Regions from separate parts of the Homo sapiens genome. Here region 1 is linked to region 2. A link is a loop called in an ENCODE intact Hi-C map of the cell type or tissue named here. Cell type or tissue: endothelial cell of umbilical vein. All regions are shown on one strand.

Evidence for each region. A loop is a pair of places that touch in the nucleus more often than their neighbours do. Peaks named below come from ENCODE experiments on the same cell type or tissue, not always from the same donor. Only the 100,000 strongest peaks of a DNase experiment are listed, where the experiment ranks them.
Region 1: a loop joins it to region 2, with 13 times the contacts of the local background. A loop is called at or near these places in 43 of 110 quality-filtered maps.

Annotation. Positions count from the first base shown.
Region 1 is chr13:43,301,800-43,304,299 of GRCh38, reverse strand. All of the region lies in intron 11 of ENOX1 (ecto-NOX disulfide-thiol exchanger 1), which reads left to right. Among named protein-coding and RNA genes, the nearest start is that of ENOX1-AS2, 150 kb to the left of the region's middle. RefSeq lists an enhancer at 794-1,023. In endothelial cell of umbilical vein, a CTCF peak has its summit at 1,108 (motif pointing left); a DNase peak (open chromatin) is centred at 1,119.
Region 2 is chr13:43,803,720-43,806,219 of GRCh38, reverse strand. No RefSeq gene overlaps it. Among named protein-coding and RNA genes, the nearest start is that of ENOX1, 18 kb to the right of the region's middle. In endothelial cell of umbilical vein, a CTCF peak has its summit at 1,532 (motif pointing right); a DNase peak (open chromatin) is centred at 1,549; H3K27ac peaks cover 272 bases.

The sequences.
Region 1 (2,500 bases), 500 kb after region 2:
ATGGTGAAAGGATACTGTGTAAAGAATATGCTTACCTCAGTGCCTGGCACATAAAAATCATTAGCTGTCACTACCACTGTTGCTATTCCCATTACTGCTACTGTTATTTGAAGAAAGCAGAATAGTGACTGTGCCTTTTGCCCAAATCTTCCATAGGAGATAGCCAGGGCACGGGGCAAGCTGAGCTCATGGGACCTGGGCACAGGGATGCAACAGGGCTGCCTTCCCAGGTGCAGAACATGGAGTCGGGGCTCATACAAAAGGAGATCAAGGAATAAAACCAGAATGACAAGCCAAGCATGTGGTTCTTTCAGAAGCATTTCTCCAAACAAGCCAACCACAACCCCAGTTTAGGAATCGGGATAGAATGAGCAGCGGTCTGAGCAGTGGCTCTCAAAGTGTGGTCTCTGCACCAGCAGCATCAGCACCACCTGGGGGACTTGGAAGAATGCTAATTCTTGGGCTTCCTCCCAGACAAACTGAACTGGAAACTGAGGGTAGGGCCCAGAAAAGTGTGTTTTAATATGCCCGCCAGGAGCTTGTAATGCAGGCCAATGTTTGGAGAACACTGGGTTAGAGTAACACCAGCTGCTGTATAAAGATGGCCTAACCAAAAAAAAAAGTGTTACTTTTTGGGCACACAACAGTCCAAGGCAGATATTCTGGGCCTGTGGGCACCTTTCCTCCATGTGGTGACTCAGAGACCCAAGCCTATTCCAGCAGCAGGCAGAGACTGAGGGACTGTGCAGAAGGCATCCTCACTCCCCCTCACACTCCATTGATGAGACTGCTCACATGGCACCCTCTAGGGCAGTCACCTCTCAGGAGCAACACTGCTCTATACAAAGAGAAGCATGAGTTTGAGTACACAGCGTGATAATGTCTCTGCCACAGAATAGCTTCTAAAGGCCTCAAGGCACCTCACAAGAAGATTCAGAATGCAGAGAAGCAGATAGAAGCTGGAGAGAGTCCCTGTCACTGGGCCATAACTACAGCTCCCTTTCCTAGTGGAGCAGGAGGCAGGATCGTGGCTGAGGAGGCAGCCGTTGAAGGCACACAGATATTGTGGTGACATTTGCCAGGCCAGCCTGCCTCTGCCCTCCTGTGTTCAGGGGCTATCGGTACAACTGCCTTCCTGGGTAGCAGCCAATGAAATTCTTGAAAAAGACTTTCTTTGCATGTGGGAAGGAAATCTACAGTTCAGCAGCGTCCTTCCAGCATTTCAGGAGGACATCTGGCAAAGTGGAGGGGGAATGTTAAACACAGAGTTCCCCAAACACACAAAGACTAAGAGTTCTGGAGAAACACAGATATTGTTAGAAACGATATGTTAAAATGTTTTATTATTTAGTTACATCTTGCCTGAGCATGAAAAAGATATTAACAGACTGTCAGCTTACTGGGACATAACCCAAAACAACTTACATTTTTCATATATTGCTAACTATTTTTCTGAGGCTGGCTCAGGCTGGTAAAAGAGATTTCAAGGCTTTCTCCAGATTATTTACTTAAAGAAGTTAAGCATGGCATTATCTGTTCCCATGGAAACACAGTAAGACAGGAGACAGAAGAGGAGGTCACTTTGACCATAATTAATATAAAGAATAATGGTTTATATAGAATCTAGTAAAGAATATAACAAGATGCCGCAATACCTTTAAGCCTTTTCTTCAGCAGTGCCGTTCAACCTTTGGATTGATTTTCATACATTAGTGTCACTTTGGTCATTTTTTAGTCTAGTGCTAAGTTTTGAAGTATAACAATCTTGCCTAGCAAAATTTTTCCAATTTTATTATTTCATTTTTGATCCAATCAGAAAATTCCAGTATTCAGAATTTTTCTAAATTACTGAGTAACTAGAAATGGGTGACTGTGCTGGCCTTAAGCTTCTTGTGAATGCTACAGCTCCTCACCATGTTTTCTTAATAAATACATAAATGGGTGGCTGGTGAATTAATTGATGGTAATCCAGAGGCACCACTAGATTCAGCAGTGCCTTTAAAATCACCAACAAAATATTTAATCACATTCAGTCCGGTTGACATTTAAGGTGTCTAATTCTATTCTTTTTTTATTATCGGAAATTGGTAATCCACATGGGGTGTCTCTTACATATTCCATTTATTGGCACTCGGTGCACTCCTTAGGAATTCCTACCGAAAGATGCACACTGTACTTTTTTTTTTTTTAATCCTTATACTTATTTGGATAGTGGATTCATTGTGCAGTCTCATAAGGTAAATTTTATTATGGAAGCTTGATGACACATTTTTTCAAAACTCTTTAATTTAGTACAGTATTCCAGAAAGAAAGAAAGAGAAGAGAGAGAAATAAAAAGTTTCCCTTTCCAATTTCTGAATTTTTAATATACTGAGAAGTTATATTAAGTCAGAAATTATTAGGATTTTTTTTCTGTTAGCGCTCTGGCCCAAGAAACATAATATAGCCTCTTCCAGGCAGCCTTGTCTGAGGAATAGATTCAGGGCTGCAGTATGACACT
Region 2 (2,500 bases):
AAAAAAAAAAAAAAAAAAAAAAAAAAAAAAAAAAAAAATGGGATAAATGAAAGGAATCAGAGAATTGGTAGTGAAAGAGAGAGGAGGTGCCCACAGCAGGAGGTGGAGTATCAAGAGGAAGGGGAGGGTATATGCAGAAGACAGTAGGAGACAGCAAACATGTTCTGCCTGCTTCACAGTCTTCTGGGGACTGTCTTTGCAGGGGTAATCCTGGAGTTTCCCTAGAGCTGCGGCTTACCAAGCCTGGCTGTACATTGGTGCAGCCTGAGGAGGTACTCAGTGAATCGCAATCACTGAGATGGGACCCAGGAAGCAGAACTTTTCAAAGTGCCACAACTGGCGCTGATGTGCAGGGCTACATGGCTCTAGAACTAGTCCTTGCTGGAAAGGCCTGGGATAAAGCATCGTAAGTCTTCCCACTGGCAGTTTGATCTTCGGTCCCATGGAGGCTACAAAAGTAAGAATCCTAAGATTCTGGTCAGTGGTTATCAGCCTCCAAAATGCATAAGAATAGCTTGTTCGAATGAGAATACATGGACACAGGGAGGGGAACATCGCATACCGGTGGGGGGTGGGGGGTGGGGGGTGTTTGGTGGGGGGTGGGGGGCGGGAGAGCATTAGGACAAATATCTAATGCATGGAAGGCTTAAAACCTAGATGATGGGTTGATGGATGAAGCAAACCACCATGGCATATGTATACCTATGTAACAAACCTGCACATTCTGCACATGTATCCCAGAACTTAAAGTAATAATAATAAAAAAGAATAGACTGTTTGATGCAGATTCCTGGATGCCAGACCAGAGGTTTATGATTCAGCATCTCTTGGGTTCAGGCCAGGAACATGCAGCTTCAACAAACTCCCCAGGTGAAACCGATGCAGATCATCCAAGGAACACAAACACTGTACTGAGGCGTTACCAGAGGGTGAATCACAAACCATCTTCCTGAGTGAATTGACAAAGACTGAGTCAGATGAGCCAGGGCACTGAGTTCTCCTTTGGAGAGGATTGGGTACAGCACACTCAGCCCCCTCTTTTCCACCATGCTGGAAGGATAGAATGATCATTTGTACACACTACATAGGGCACAGCCTCCTCGCTAGGAAAAGTGGTTCTCTTTTCCTCCTCTTTTTTGTAAAGAGGGAAATATGTTAGCCTCTGGGACGGATCAGACAGCTTGGGAAGAAGAGTTGTCAGCTGAGCAGAGAAAGTGCATCATTTCACAAACCTGTGACAGTTTCTCTCAAGTTTTACTGGGTGATGCGTCTCTGCAGGGGAGTTTAACTTTCTTCTTCAAAAGGTTTTGCAAAATATTGAGATAACATTTATTTGAAGGTAATTATTTTGTTTTTCCTGAATATTTCTGTTAACACCAATAATAAAGTGATTTAGAATGTATTCATAAAGAAATAAACATAGCCACTCAATTATTTTTAGGTAGCTTGAAATCTTCATAACAAGTAACAGATGTCCTTTCTTATTTACGTATTCAATATACATAATAGCTATGATCATCCGCAAGACCTATAACAAAGAGAAAATTAAAGCCCAGCAGATGGCAGTGTTTGCTACTTTTTACAAATTAATTCAGTGAGGAATGATTCCCCTTACCCCGAAATATATTTGTTTTCAGATTAGTATAAATCTTGTTTCAATTTTTAAAAAAACATTACTTGTAAGGAGCCCAGTCATTTTGTCCTTTTCTGAGCCCACATTGAGTGATTCTGTCACAATTTATTAAATAAGAAAAGTATTTTAAGGGTTATTAATCTTGTCTGAGAGTAGAAAGCATTTAACTTGATCCTTTTCTTTCAGTGTTCCTGGAACTGCTGTTTTTCTCCTCCCCCACTAACCCCCATATACATTGCAGATGCCATTTCCTCAAAAAAGATGGAAGTTAAAAATCAACTTCAGGCCAGAAATACATTTGTGTTTAAATGAAACTGTATTGGGATTACACCTAGCTGTTCACTAATATTATTTTTTAAACATTATAATACATTTATGAACAAATACTTTATTGTATCTTTTGACATGAGAACTAATATATAATAGATGTTGGTAGGTCACTGAAATTAGAAGGGACACAGATATGGGCTTTGGCGTTCCAGTCTCAGCTCTAATCATGTAACCCTGGGTATGGTAATTAACTTTTCTGAGCATCAATTTTATAATGTGTATACTTGTGATAATAATGCCTACTCCATAGGGTATTACAAAAATAAAATTAGATAATGTATAGCATCCAGTACAACGCATGATAGATACTAGGTGGTACTCAATAAATGGTATCTGGTTTGGGTTTTGTTTGTTTTGTTTTGAGACAGGCTTTCACTCTGTCACCTGGGCTGGAGTGCGGTGGTGCAATCACATCTTGACTTCCCAGCTCAGGGGATTCTCCCACTTTAGCCTCCCAGGTAGCTGGGACTACAGGTGCCTGCCACCACACTCAGCTAATTTTTTTGTATTTTTTTGTAGAGGTGGGTTTTTGCCATG